Regions from separate parts of the Homo sapiens genome. Here region 2 is linked to region 1. Evidence: read pairs that join two places in POLR2A ChIA-PET (ENCODE). Cell type or tissue: MCF 10A. All regions are shown on one strand.

What was found. Peaks named below come from ENCODE experiments on the same cell type or tissue, not always from the same donor. Only the 100,000 strongest peaks of a DNase experiment are listed, where the experiment ranks them.
Region 2: POLR2A ChIA-PET joins it to region 1 with 5 read pairs; 2 of 35 experiments call an interaction of 5 or more read pairs at or near these places.

What each region holds. Positions count from the first base shown.
Region 1 is chr13:74,441,139-74,449,138 of GRCh38, reverse strand. No RefSeq gene overlaps it. Among named protein-coding and RNA genes, the nearest start is that of LINC00381, 26 kb to the right of the region's middle. In MCF 10A, no CTCF peak of the experiment used is centred here; DNase peaks (open chromatin) are centred at 4,788 and 5,308.
Region 2 is chr13:74,974,015-74,982,014 of GRCh38, reverse strand. No RefSeq gene overlaps it. Among named protein-coding and RNA genes, the nearest start is that of LINC01078, 260 kb to the left of the region's middle. In MCF 10A, no CTCF peak of the experiment used is centred here; no DNase peak of the experiment used is centred here.

The DNA of each region.
Region 1 (8,000 bases):
CAGGCCCCCAGGAAAGAAAAGGTGACACGGCCTAGGGGAGGTATTAATTTGAATTGAGGGGAGAGTTTGGTTGGAGATAAAAGCAAATCCATATAAATAAATAAATGGGAGAGAAAGTCTTCTTTACAGGAGTATTTCAATTAATAAAAACAGGACAATGAAAACAGAAAAATCATCATTTGTCAAATACCACAGTAATCATTGTTATAGGTAAGAATCATCCTTGGATGCTAAAATTAGATGGTAAATGTATCATGATGAACAGGATATTTGTAGAGTCTCAAATTATCTTCCCACAAGGTGCTTATTAATTTAAAGGAGAAAATTGTAACTTCACAGTGGAGAAACCTGGCAGATGCCACCTAAACCAAATGATTAAAGTTAACATCACCAGTAATAAGACACACCAAAACCTTGTACCTTTAAATATGACACACTGGGAAGGGTCCAACATCACTACTGTTACATTGTTGTCAAAAATGCATAACTTCAATTCTAATCAAATCAAATGAAATAACTAACCAGTAGTCTTCAGAACTGAAAGGTTCATGAGACACAAATAAGAAGAGTCACAAAAGTCACCAGATTTGGGGCTAAGGATACATGCCACCTAAATGCAATGTGAGATCCTAGGTTGAACCTAGAACCATGAAAAATACACTAGTGGGGCAATTGGCGTAATTCAAATACAACCTGTAGACTACTTAGTGATATTGCATCAACATTAACTTCCTGGTTTGGATAACTATACTTTAATTATATGATGTTAACAGTAAAGGAGAGGTATAGGAACATTACAAGTATTATTTTTATAACATTTTTGTAAGTGTAAAATTGCTTCAAAATAAAAAGTTTAAAAATGTTTAGAATAGAAAGACAAAGAGATGGAGTAAAGGAAGGAAGGAAGGAAAAGGGAGAAGAGAAAGAAAATCTAGTTATGTTTTCTTTCCATGTTATGTTTGCTTCTATAATCTCTTCCCATCCTCCAGTTAAATTGAGCGGGGATAATTCAAGGTCTTGGGTTATCAGCACAGATATTTGCATTGTTCCTCCTTACTCCCTTCCTCTCTCCTCGTCCTCCCTAAGGCCCCCTCCACCCATCCACACACACCCCACAGTGTGTGTTACTGAGACTTCATTCCCCCTAGAACCACTAGTACTCTCAACAACAGAGGTTGTTTTTGACCTTTTAAGTGCAGATGTACTGTCAGGTGAAGTAATCCCTCTCTGCCTTCGGAGTAGATCCTGATGCTCCTTCTATAGTTGACAGCTATTTTTCTGAGGCTATTGATGCTGCTGCTAATCTTACATCAGGGTCTATTCCCAATGCAAATGGCAATGGACACCACATGTGCCTCTCTGTCCTTCACTGCTACTGTTTTAACTGATTCTGCCAATGCCATTGCTGTCCCTGTCTGGATATTTTAACTGACTCTGCAAAACTCCATCCACAGCCAACCCAGCTAAGACAAAGAACCATTCATCCTATGTCTCAGTTTTTAGTTGAAACAGCAATTAACCAAAGAAATGTTATTTTCAGGCTAGGCACAGTAGTTCACCCCTATGATTCCAGCATTTTGGGAGACTGAGGCAAAAGTATTGCTTGAGGCCAGGAGTTCAAGTGAGCTATGATTGCTGCACTCTAGCCTGGGCAACAGAACAAAACCCTGTCACAAAAATGTTATTTTCAAATTAACACAATCATAGCATTTATTAATGTTTCATTTATCCTGTAAAAAGAAACTTGTTTAATTTTTTAAGTTAGGATGTTATTTTTTATCCTCCATTCATCTCATAGTTATGAGTGGTAAGGGCTTCTCACCACATTATTCTTTTATGTGCCCTTCTAGTTTATGAATTAATGTCAAATTCTAACCTTCCTATAGATACAGAATCAAATATATAAAACATGATATGCAAAATTGATTTTTGAGTATAAAGCCAGGTTTGTTTTAATTGAGTTCCATTATACCTAAATGTAGCCTTCAAGTGACAAACACGTGGAAGGCTTTTATCAACCTCCACACCTCGGACTGACATAATAACTTGCTTTGATTTCTAATATCTTTCCAATAAGAAAATATAGAGACATAATCAGTAAACTAGGTAGTATCTTTATCTCAAGCACTTCTACACATTGATTGTCCCAGCACTATTTGAATGTGTACTTATTTCTTTATTAAATTTCTCCTAAATACCACCTATAGAGCCACGATCAAATATTATCAGTTATGTAATATTCCAATTATCCACTTAGGTTAATTAATTCCAGCCATTTTCCTAAGTGAAGTGACCCAGAAAGAGAAAGTCAAAAGGCACATGCTCCCACTTATAAGTGGGAGCTAAACAATGTGTACACATAGACATACAGAGTGGAATAAAAGACATTGGAGGGGCCAGGCACAGTGGCTCACACCTGTAATCCCAGCACTTGGGGAGGCCAAGGCAGGCACATCACCTGAGGTCAGGAATTTGAGACCAACCTGGCCAACATGGTAAAATCCTGTCTCTACTAAAAATACAAAATTAGCCTGGCGTGGTGGTGCATGCCTGTAGTCCCAGCTACTTGGGAGACTGAGGCAGGAGAATCATTTGAACCTGGGAGGCAGAGGTTGCAGTGAGCCAAGATCACACTGCTGCACTCCAGCGTGGGCAACAGAGCAAGAATCTGTCTCCAAAAAAAGAGAGAGATAGAGAGAGAGACATTGGAGACTCCAAAATATAGTAGAGTTGCAGGGGTACAGGGGTAAGTGTTGAAAGACTTCTTATGGATACAATGCACACTATTCAGGTGGTGGGTACACTAAAAGTTCAGATTTCAGCACTATGCAATACACCATGTAACACAACAACATTTGTAACCCTAAATCTATAAAAATAAAAAACTAACTTCTAGGGCAATAAAATACTTTCTTTCCTGCAAATACAGTAATGTTTGCATATTAAGACCCTTCAGGTAGCAAGCACAAATTTGCCCTCAGAAAACCTCAACTGATAGAGTTTTATTATAAGGGGTGCACAAAGAAGTAAAAGAGATTGGAAACAGCTGCATAGCCAGGCTTCCAAGAGTATAGAATAAGTTTCAGCATCCTTCCACATTAACAAAGTTGGGCATAGTGGAGAAGAGAAATGCCATTCACTTTATAACATGGCCGTAAAGACTTCCTTTATGCATTACTCAGCATGGTTATCCAGCTACTCTCCGTTGCACCTTCCTGCTGTTGTTCTGGCTGCTCCTGATGAAATATTCTCTACTCTGCAATCTGCCACACAATTCTTCCTTGTTCGTAACATCTGCTACCTCATAATTTCTACTGGATTATTCCTTCTTCTTGCTACCTTCTCTTGTGCATCACCCATGTGATTGTGTCCCTCTCCGTGTATTTTATACTTAAAATCCCCTAAAAGAGAAGATCTTATCAGATTTGCTACTTAATTTTTGAGCCCAGCTCTCACGGTAGGCTCCCTCATTAGGGCCATGGACTATTCTGTAAATGGTTGGGTTTTAGTTGACAGTCATTTTAGGTCTAGTTCAAGGATGTCACTATTTGTGATTCAAATGGAACAAGGCATAGAGTTTTGTAAAAATGAGACAGTGAACATGGAAAGTTCTCTGTGGGAACTTAAAAAAGGCCTATAAGCACATTGAAGCATTGATCTATTTGACTTTTATTAGATTTTGTACCTCCTTGAATCTATTAAAAAATAGCTTTAAGTTTTTCATGCGTAAAGTTGGTTCTATTATTGGGCTCATCAGTGGGAAATGAAACCACCATGTAGGATCTGGATCACCATTAATCATCACTAAGCAAAGCAAAGGAAACTGGCTTAAGGAGCCATAGAGCATTTCCTGCTGCACCCATTTGCACTGTGTGCTAACCAGCTCAGCTAACCAACCCACTGGTTATAACACATAAACACACCCTTGTGCCCAAACACAGCCATCACTAGCAAAGTGCATCTGTGATGAATGAGATTCAATCAGCCTTCTGGCCTTCCAGGCTCAAGATAACATTTCTGCTATTGATAGTATCAATTTATAATTTAATTTCAGGTCCTAGCTCTTAAGAAATAAGGCTGTTTGTAGAGCTAAAATCTAATCCAGTTGAGGGTATTAGACAGAGTTCCATAAATTTCAATGACCACAAGATAGTCTGATCTTTTTAAAACTCAGCTAGAATGCATTTTATAAACCTGAATTTCTGAAATGAGTAATAATGAAAACAGTGATGTCAAATTTAATATTTGCTTATCCATTTACCCAGATGCATGAACTCACTGATCAGTCCGAATGTACTCTTTTTAAGAAAAGAAAAAAGAAATCCACCTGTAAGCTTTACAAAACGCAGGAAAAACATGGCTTCCTCTTAGGGTATTCAGTGAAAATTGATGCCATATCAATATGAGTTTATTGTTTGCTATTTATTTAAGAAAACAATACACGCTTATTGTGAAAGTTGCAAACAATAGAGAATGATAAACAGAAGTCGTTATTCATTGTTTCATTTATGGTTTCTTTTATGAGAGTCTGCCTTCTATATCTTTATTTAAGATGATCTGCGGCTGTACGCCCTGCCACCTTCAGCTCTCCTTGACTGTGGATGCCCCTGCTGCTCCCTGATTGATGTAGGCTTAGAGTAAGTTATCAGCCAGCTCCTGACCCATCCAAGGAGGATAATTTTATTGCATGTCTGTTTAGCCTCTGTCTGGTGCTCTCTTGAAGGCATCAATTCTCTCAGGTGAGAACCACAAATAAAATTTAAGAAATTCTCCCTCAGGCTAAGAGGTTAGGAATCATGCCAAAATTTCTCTGAATGGAGTCACTCTCTGCATAATCTCCCCGGCTCGGACCACCTCTCACAACTGTGTGCTGCTCTTTGATTAGAGGAGAATTAAAGACAATGTGGAGTCACTCAGGGGTTTGATTGGCCGTCGTTTTCTTTTCTGTTCCAGTTATCGTTTTGTTGGATTATCATAAGCGGATCTCTTGCTCCTCTCTTTCTTTTGCCATTTTTGCACATGTGGTTCCTACATAGGAAACCTATGAAATGACAAGCAACCATAAACAATAAGCATTGCCTCTGTCCTTCTTTTTACTGCACCACACCCTCCTCCTCTCCTAACAAAGAAATTTTGCAAAACTGCCTTTCTCTTCCTAGTGTAATGCAAAATCATTACATAAAAATTATAGGGTATTTTAGCCAATTTCTTCACTATACTGTGAGTTCTTCAAAGCAGTTAACCTGGGTTGCTGCCTGCATGCTTCTCTGTATTCCAAGCTTCTTCCTCCAAAGTACAAACAGGAGTGAATCAGCTCACGAAAATGGTCATAGCTGTGGAATTTAGCTCTTGGCATTTAGCCTCCCCTCTTTCTTCTCAGGCCAAGTTTCAACTATATTAATCCTAATGCATTGTAATCTGAAATAATACAAATGGAAGTTCCTTATAAAATAGATTTCTTCTCTGCAAAACAGGACAAAAAAATTATTCACCCTTTAAATGTAAACACTTTAAATGTAAACCATGAGTATGAAAAATAATCATTGTTAATTTTAAAAAACAGTGTCCTGACCAAAAAAAAAAACACCACATTTTTGCTAATCCCAAATTTTGGCTATATTTTTAAAATGCAGATTGAGTTTTGCCAGATTGCCAAATACTTTATGGAATATCGTTGGGCTGACATCCATAAAAATTGGCATCTAGTCCTGGTTTTACCCCTATCTCATTGTGAGAGTTTGAGCAATTTATTCCCCCTCTTTTCCTATTCCATTAAATGAGAAGATTTGTTAAAGAGATTGTTAAAATCCTTCTCTTTCTTCATAACTCATAGGCATCAGGATAGAACACTCACCTCCCTCCTCCCATGTTTTCATATGGAAGAATTTCCAGAAAGGGTCACTTGAGGCCTCTCACTCACATCTCCTCTGACTGATGAGTTTCCAGGGGTGTCCAATCTTTTGGCTTCCTTGGGGCACACTGGAAGAAGAATCGTCTTAGGCCACACATAAAATACACTAACATTAGTAATAGCTCTTGAGCAAAAAAAAAAAAAAAAATCGAAAAATATCCCATAATGTTTTAAGAAAGTTTACAAATTTGAGTTGGGCTGCATTCAAAACCTGAGCCACATGCGGCCCACAAGCCGAGGGTTGGATAAGCTTGTTCTACAAGCTCATTCCTGTTTGGACATGAGCTTGATCCCCAGAAGCACACTTACTCTATTCCTCTGTGCCTTACGTTTTCTGCTGGAAAAACTGATGGTTTTCTAGTTCAGACTATGACTGGGTAAGTAAATTGAATTCTGGAGTAAAGCATGAGCATATTGCAAGTTATATTCTTCAGAGAACTTTATAAAGTGGGTAATTTGATGCTCATTTGCCCAACTTCTGTGATTCTCTCTCCATTGGTTCTAAACCTGAAGGGATAGGAAATAACTATTATATATTAAGCCCACTAAAATATCCTAATTAGAGGAGCAAGGGTTTGATGAGAACAACTAGAATTGGGAAAGGAAGGAAAGATGGAAGGAAGGAAGGAAGGAAGGAAAGAAGGAAGGATGGATTGGAGAAAAATTTATGTATATTTGTTGAATGAGTGAATAAACTGATGAACAAACAAATTATGTGTGTTATTTCATAGCAGAACAATTTTACATAGCACTGATTTAAATGAAGCAATCTAAGAAAAACAAAGTAGGAGGCATCACACTTCATTTAAAATTATATTATAAAGCTATAATAAGCAAAACAGTATGATGCTGGCATGAAAACAGATGCATAGAAGATAGAAAGCCAAGAAATAAATCCAAGCATATACAGTCAATGGATTTTTAACAAGGTCACCAAAAGGACACAACATAGAAAGGAGAGTTTCTTCAACAAATGGTTCTGGGAAAACTAGATTTCTACATACAAACAATGAGATTGGACCCTTACACCATACTCAAAAATCAATTCAAAATGGATTAAAGACCTGCATGGTAGACCAGAAACTATATAACTCCTAGAAGAGAACATAGAGAAATAGCTTCTGAACATTGGCCTTGGCAATAATTTTTCTTTTGATATTACACTCAGGCCACAAATACAAAAGTAAACAAATGGTCCCATGTCAAACAACAAAAGCTTCTACACAATAAAGGAAATAATTAACAAATGGAAACATCAGTCTATAAATTGGGAAAAATATTTGGAAACCAAGGGAGGTAAGGGATTAATATCCAATTTAAAAAACTCATACAACTTAATAGTGAAAAATATTAAAAATAGTGGACAAATAGTTCAAATAAAATATAGGCAAAAGACCTGAATAAACATTCCTCCATAGAAGACATAAAAATGGCTGACAGATATATAAAATGGTGCTCAACATCATTAGTCATCAGGGAAATACACATCAAAACCACTCATGATGCCACTGCACAACTGTTAGGATGACTATTATCAAAAAGTTAAAAGATAAATATTGACAAGGACGTGGAGAAAGGGAATGCTTGTGCACTGTTGGTGGGAATATATATTGGTGCCACCATTATAGAAAACAGTATGGTGATTTCTAAAAAAATAAAATAAAATAAAAACAGAATTAACATGTGACCCAGTAATTCCATCTTCTGCATTTATACCCAAAGGGAATGAAGTCAATACATCATAAAGATACCTGCACTCATGTTCATTGTAGCATTACTAACAATAGCCAAGATAAGGAAAAATCCTGTGTCCATCATTGGACAAATGGATAAAAAAACTGTGGTACATATATATAATAGAATATGATTCCACCCTAAAGGAAGAATGAGATCTTGTCATTTACCACAATATGGATGAGCCTGGAGGACACTGTGCCAAGTGAAATAAGCCAAAAAAAATGAAAATATTGCATGATCTCACTTATACGTGAAATCTAAAAAAAAAATAAATATATAGAGATAGAAAATAATACAGGGATTACAAGGAGCAGGGTAAGGGGAGTGAATGAAGACATGTAGGTAGGAGGAT
Region 2 (8,000 bases), 530 kb before region 1:
TTACTGTGTGTGGCTATTTCACTCTGTCATGGAAACAAGGACTTTATAGAAATTTATGAAAATGGGTCCAAATATGCATTTAGACATGGCTCAAGACAATGGTTTAAGTAGATTAAATTTTTTTTTTTGTTTTTTCCACCATTCCCTTGTTTTGTCTTTCTCTCCTCAGGTAACTCTTAGCCTACTTGATGACTTCGCCTAAATTTAATCCAATAAATACTTATTGAGCTCAGAACTTCTTTACAGGCGGATATGTGATTAACCAACACGATGCACTTCTCTCAGGATGTGACCAGTGGAGGAAGGCTAGGGGCTGGGGGTTTGTGCTTATAATGGGAGAAGCTTCTAAAAACTTCATACAGAATGTGAGAGACAGGACTTACATTTCCAAGCAGAGGCAGGAAGAAGGACATTGCAGGTGTATCGACCAGCATGGGCAAAGGCTATGAGGTATGTTCCTGAAGAGTTTAGGTATCAGTGAGTGGCCCCCAGGCTAGAGAGTATTTTCAAGAGAGGAGTAGCAAGGAACAGTTGAGTGGAATCGGAAGAGAAGGGAGTAAACACTTATGGGGTACCTAATCTTGGTATATAAAGTCAGGCACTTGACTATTTCACTTTATCTCCACCCAAATCTGTGAGACATGGGAGAGATGCCTATACCCAAAGAGCTCTAGAAAGTGCCAGAAACTCAACCTCAATGGGTAAATGAACTCCAGCGAGCTATTAGCTGCAGGTTCTTTCATTGTGGAATGGAAGGTTTGGACTTCAGTTAAATTTCTCTATTAGGAGGAGTATTTTTAGAAGTGGAGAGTTGAAAGCTGGCCCTTTTAGGCAGCACGTATCACTTTCAGAGTTACAACCTATACAACACAGTCCTGGGATCTCATTTCCAGAGAAATTCACCCCAGCACTCTCTGGGGTTTGCTCTATGGTGAAAGGCAGGATAGGATGCCTCCTAGTCCTGAATTGGCAAGAAGAGCAGAGTGGCGTCAAAGTCGCCAAAGTGTCACAGTGCTTCACCAGCAGGACTGTTTCCTCCCTTGTCATGTGGGACATATTCCTTATCCTCCTTGCCTCAAAGGATGTTAGTGACAATTAAAAATAACTAGACAGGCCGGGCGTGGTGGCTCACGCCTGTAATCCCAGCACTTTGGGAGGCCGAGGTGGGCAGATCACGAGGTCAGGAGATCGAGACCATCCTGGCTAATACGGTGAAACCCCATCTCTATGAAAAATACAAAAAATTAGTCAGGTGTGGTGGCGGGCGCCTGTAGTCACAGCTACTCGGGAGGCTGAGGCAGGAGAATGGCGTGAACCCAGGAGGCGGAGCTTGCAGTGAGCCAAGATCGCGCCACTGCACTCCAGCCTGGGCGACAGAGCGAGACTCCGTCTCAAAATAAAAATAAAAATAAAAATAACTAGGCAAACATTTCTGTTACAATGAACTTTGCCTTTTAACCCAGTCAATTCCATTTAATTTTAATACCATTTTAAATTTTCAACTGCTTCTTAGAGGGTTGTGGGTGGGGAGGGAAGGGCTGAATTTTGTTTTTCTTATTTTACCAGGATGATATCAGTAGAAAGAAAACTAAATTTGGAAAGAAAACCAAGTTTGGGATCATGGCTTAACCACTTATTTGCAAACTGAGGGGTCTGGCAGGGGCAACCTCAATCTTTTGAACCTCAGGTACCTACAATTAACTCATCATCTACCTCATTGGGCTATTGCAAAGATTTTCTACCTTAATAAAAAATGCTTTGAAAATTATAAACTACTGATATTTGCTATGATATATAGAGCTGTTTTTGTGCAATTGTATTACCCTAGCTCCCAGTAAATAGTCCAACAGGATCTGAGGAAATTTATTACCCTAAACTGCCTCAGATCCTGTTGGACTAACTAAACACTGAGAAGCAGTCCATAATCCTAAATCCATTTATTTGTATAATGTCTCCATTTACTGAGTTCCTGGCATTTTGTATGATACCTATGTACTAACGCTTGGAAGTATAAGAGTTTAGGGTAATAAACTGCCTCAGATCCTGTTGAACTATTTATCAGGAGCTGCATCACCCATGCATATTTACAAGAGATTTTTGTGTCTAGCTTGACTCATTTAACAGGAACAAGATGTCCATATGCCACAACATAGGCTGGCCCATAAATTACATCCTGCCCTTCTTTGAACAATCCGGTGTGTCTGTCATGTGTCAAGCCTAACAAAACACTGAGAAGCAGTCCATAATCCTAAATCCATTTATTTGTATAATGTCTCCATTTACTGAGTTCCTGGCATTTTGTATAATACTTATGTACTAACGCTTGGAAGTATAAGAGTAGTAGTTGAGATTTTATCACGATTTGAGTATTGAAATCTTATCAAGATATGAAAAAATGCACCTTCTTCCTCTACCAAAAGAGATCTAGATACCAAGGTAAAATATGGCTTCTGTTTTCCACATAAATAAATTTTTGATATGCTTAAATATAGCAGTATTGATAGCTTTGATGATTGTATAGATAATGAAAACTGTGCTAGTTGCCGCAAGTCTATCTTTAGTCAAGATGAAAAAAAAATTACCATTGAAGAATATAGATGGGAACAAAGACAAACGTTAGTCCTAGTAGACTTGACTTTATATAATCCACAATTTTTCTTACTTTATTTGCAGCTGAAGTTGATCCTGGAAAGAGACTTTTTAGGGAGAGAACATTGTTTCCTTTCCCAGAACATTGTGTCAGGCGGGTAAGCAAGCAGGCACACTTTATTCTTTTTCTCTCTTTACCTGTAACATTGATATAAAGAAGTTCACAGAGTAAATGCTACTTGGGAAAAGTAGCATTTTCATTTTAATACACAGAAATGACTTGTCATCCAAAATTTAAAGTCATGTTACTTCATAGAGTCCAAAGCACAAGAAAATAGTTATTTTATCAACTAATTGCCTGCCGCTGAATTTCATTTAAGCCTGCTCTACTGCTCCCATAACATTTTACAAATCACTGTCTGCACTTCAATAGGCTCCGTGCAATATGCTAGTAGAATCTATTTCTTTCCATAGGACCTTCGTGTCTTAGAAGTGACATTGATAATTATCTCCCTTTCACATGGGCGCCCACCAGCTGAAGTGCCTAGGTGACTTCCTGCCCACACAGATGATTAGAGTTTTGCAATTCACATTGACTCAGGCAGCAGAATCAAATTCCCCACCTCCATCTGGCAGTTCCCTCTTCGGTCTGCTGCACCCTAAGGACAAAATGAGGGCAGCAACGTCATCCTTACCTACCTCTCTCTGAGGGTGAGAATTTCTCCTTGAATGGCTGTGAAGGCAGCAGGGCGTTGCTTCAATTTAGGTGAACATTAATATTAAACAATGGCTCTCCCTGGGAGTAGGTGGCTGCAGATTGAATGCTAAGCTGCTTCAGTAAGACTGAAACTGAACAAGAAATAAAAAAGAAACTAAATCTAGAAGAGGGCTGAAGGAAGAAAGCACCAGATTTTTAAAGATTTGCCAAGTGCGGAAGCTTAGCAGGATGAAGAACATTTATTTGTCTGTAAATGATGGTAATTTTCCATTGCTCCTTATCATGCAGTCTTTCAATATATTGAATTCAGGTTAGAAATACGTTTGTGATTTCATTCAGAACCTTAGCATTTTGTATTATAGTGGGAAGTACATTATTCACGTTTTGATGACTTAGAGGATTTTAGTAGTTGTTGCCCCAATTTTTCACACTGTGTCCACATCTTTTGCAATGTGATTTTGTGGTTCCTCCCAAGAGATGGCTTCCATTTTTCTACCTCCTGAATACAGATTGGCTTTTTAACATACTTTGGCCAAAGAACTTGGTGAAAGTGACCACACACCATTCTGGCTTCGAGCACTTCCTTCTTCTCTTGGAACCTTGCTACAGCTGTGTGAATAGTCTGCCGAGGATTAGACACCATGTGGAAGGGCTTAGTTGTTTCAGCTAAGGCCATTTTAGAAATGCCTATAGCTAGCTGAACAGTGGCTAGCAAAGAGTGATCCACAGCTGACCATAGATGCATAAGCGAGCCCAGGTGACACAATGACCTGAGTGATAATATAAGACTGTTCTTTTAAGATTCTGAGTTTTGGGTAGTTTGTTATGCTATGATAGCTAACTGATGATGCATCCACCAAGAATATAAGGCATGGTATTTATTTTTGTTTTTAAATATTCATTTAAAACTATTTTAGATCTTTAAATGAATAAAACAACAGGATAAAATGAATTAGGATTCACTGGCCCACTTACAACCAAATCACATGAGTGGCAAACAATGAAGCTTTAGATGCAATCTGAGGTCAGGCTCTTCAGTCTTGTGAATCAGGATGATGCGGCTGGATTTGTTTTTCCTTAAGGGCAATGATGATTCTTTGAAATTTTTTTTTTTAGAATTAAAGAAAATTATAGGATATTGCAAAAATAGTGCACAGAGGCCATAAACTTCACCCAGCTTCCTCCAATGGTGACATCCCATGTAACTATAGCACAATATCAAAACCAGGAAACTGACATCGATACAATGCTGTTAACTAGACTATAGATCTTATTTGACCTGTTTTTAAATCACTAATGGTGTGTGTGTGTGTGTGTGTGTGTGTGTGTGTGTGTGTGTGTTTGCAGTTCTATGAAATTTGATTCCATGTATACATCCATGGGACCACTAATCAATCAAGATGCAGAACTATTTCATTACCATGAAGGAAATCTTTTAGGTTGCTCCCTTTCAGTTGCACCACCCCATCTCTGTCCTCTGGAATCCACTAAATCTGTTCTCATTCTTTTTAGTTTTGTAATTTATTTTTAGAATATTATACAAATAGAATAATCCAGCACACGAGCTTTTTGGATTGCTTTGAAGTGCTGTAAGCAGTGGAAGAATGTGGTTGATTTTCATGTTAGTAAGAGCACTACAGCACTCAGATTGCACTAAGAAGACTGTTTTGGAGAAATGGGAGACTTGAGGAAGGGGAACAGGCAATATATCGTTCTAGTAATACCGGTGGAAGATGATGATGGCTTGAGATACAGTGGTGGTGGTGTGGACAGAACCAAGTGTGAATGATATTCAGGAGATTGAATTGACAGGATTTATATCAGTTAATGTAGAGTAAGAGGCAAGGAATGAGAGAAGTTGAAAATTCATGAACTCATTTGATCATTTGTTTAAAAATATTTGAGTGCCTGCTGTTGTACTAAGTGTAGGCAATACAGCACGAACAAGACTGTGACCTCATGGGAGTTTACATTTTCATTGAGAGGCAAATTGCTAAACACACTCACACATACACACATATGCACACACATATAATAAATAGATACCAGTTGCAAAGTAGAGGATTAAAACTGGGTAATGTAAATAAAAACAAATAAATCTTATTGTCATTCATTATGATAGGAAACTCCAGAATGGAAGGTTGAGAAAGGAGAAGAGGATAACTGAGAAACATGCTAGTTGAAGGTATCTTTGCAGGATATCCTGAGGGCAGTTGTATAAATATCTCACCTAATTCCTCAAGATGCCCTCAGATAGCAAATCAAGAGTCCTTAAAATTCTAACTATTGTTCTTTATAGGAGTACACACTAAGAAGAGTTAGAGGAATGAAAGAATAATAAGACAAGTTAACATTCATTGGATGTTCACAGTGTGCCTGGCACTTTTCTAAGCTCTTTACATAGATTAACTCTTTGCCACAATCCTATAAAATTTAATTAATTGATCTCTGCAGCAAACCTATAAAATAGGGAGTTATTATTGCCATTTTCCAGATGAGGAAACTGCTAAGGAATAGAAAGGTAGCTAGTAAAAGAGCACTACAGGCCGTTGCCCTAACCACTATTCTATACCATCTCTCTTTCAAATGTGTACCCTTACTGGAACTGTGTAAGCACATGTTTTACTCTAATTTTTATCATTCTTGGATTTGTGGTGGTTTTACTTACCAACCTATCTAAAGTAATTATGCTTAATCTCCCAAGTGCTCCCTTTAATAAAAGAGAGTCTGTTCACATCCCATAAAGTATTTAATTTCCCATTAGAGAGGATCCTGGTCCCTAAGGCTCTACCAATCTTCACTGGGATAGTTTTACAAATGACTCTTAGTATATATGGGCAAGTTATAAGTTTTCCATCAGGGCCAGGGCTAGGATGAGGTGCCTAGGAAACAAGATTTAAGGATGTGCTCATCTCAGGTGCTCACCCTACACTTGCATGGCTCTAAGAGTTTATGTCTCCTTAAATGTCGTGCTTTAAGCACTTAGCTTGTCTCTCCTTAGTCTCTGCCTTGTTTTTCATTCTGTCTTCCTGGTGATTAAACACTTTTGCATGTGCTTTTATATATGGTGTCTGAACTTACACTATAACAGCATTTTGCCCTTCTGGTCTGTGGTCCCTAGCTGCTTGAGGGACAGTTCTGTCATCTTTACAATTGTATCTTTAGCACATAGCACACAGTAGATGCTTAATGACTATTTTCCAAATGAATTAAGTGGAGCCTATTCAGAAACATACTCTAAAAATCTGGATTACATTTTCTGTACCCTTGAGGTGTTCAAATACCAAAAATGGAGAGACATAAATCAACTAGTTACACATTGATGAGCTAAGATCTGTGATAAAGGCATGGGCAGAGAGCTTTTCAAGCAGAGAGGAGGTTGTAAAAAAAACTGTGTGAGAGCTGTAGGGTGAGATCTCATATCTTGAGTCAATTCTGACCATCCCATCAACTTCTTCCATGCATACGCAAGTCTGCAGGGCAGCCAGGCTGATTCATTGAAAGCAATGAGGCAGGGAGTGGAAGAGTAATTTCTGAACATGAATTACCTAATGGAGGAGTTGGGGATGGAGTACAGGAAGGACGAGGAGGAGGAGGAATTTGTCTTCTAAAAATTTAATTTGTCATGCCATCAGGACACCCAAATGGAGTATTCTCTGGAAGCCTTGAAATTCTAGGGGGCTCAAGAGAGAAACAATCAAGGATAAAGCTGTAACTTTGGAAGCTGTAGCAGATCAGCAATATTTGAAGAGTTGGAAAAAAGTGAGATCACCTAGGTACAGAATAGAGTAAGGAGAAATAAGCAGCGAAAAACTGATAGAATGTGTGGTGTCCATTTATAATCATCATGCTTCACAGTAACATCCCGTCTTTCTGTGTACGAACAATTTGTCTACAGAAATGCCAAAGCACCCTTTCAGTTAGAGGTGTCACATGGCATGACAGCTGACACCTTCTTCAATGGGAATGCATTTGGGCTATAACATAAACACCAGAGGGGGTAAGCCCTGAGCATACTGCTCTCAGGGGACACCTTTTTTTTCGTTTTGTTTTGTTTTTTAATGAACAAAAGGTGTTCTTTGGTTTTTCAGAAGATAGATTTGTAACCAAACATCTATTCTTGGGAGACAATGAAATTATTCCTGGAAATATTTGTAAAATTCCATATGAACAAGACCGGTGTTTCTTGCATTTTAATTGCCTCTGTCTCTCAAACCCCTGTGATAGCAAAATGTTGTGTTTTATGAGGTTTTTCCAGAGTACTAAATCTTGACATAATCAATACTATGTATGTTAACTATCTTCAGGCTGTCTGTAGTAAGTTTGAATTATTAGATTCCTCTGAGGTCTAGACTATTTTTCTTTCAGCTATCAGTTACCATTTATCTATCCATCTATAGTACATAGATATTTTACAGGAATATTTCTAGGTACATAAATAAATTATGTGGCTGGTGGCAAAGACTGGTTGTTATAGCAAGGCTCCAGTGTATTATATTTAACCCAAACTGTAATAAAAGAGAGAGAGAGATTGAGAGAGAGAGAAGAGGAGAGACTGTGTGCTTCTCAGTCCTTGCTGGTGCCTTCTTGAAATTGCCAGAAAAGACACTCTGTAACAAGACTGTGTTGTCTGTGACACTCTCACATCACAGACACAGCGACTTGGGAAAGCAATGGTATACTGCAGATATAA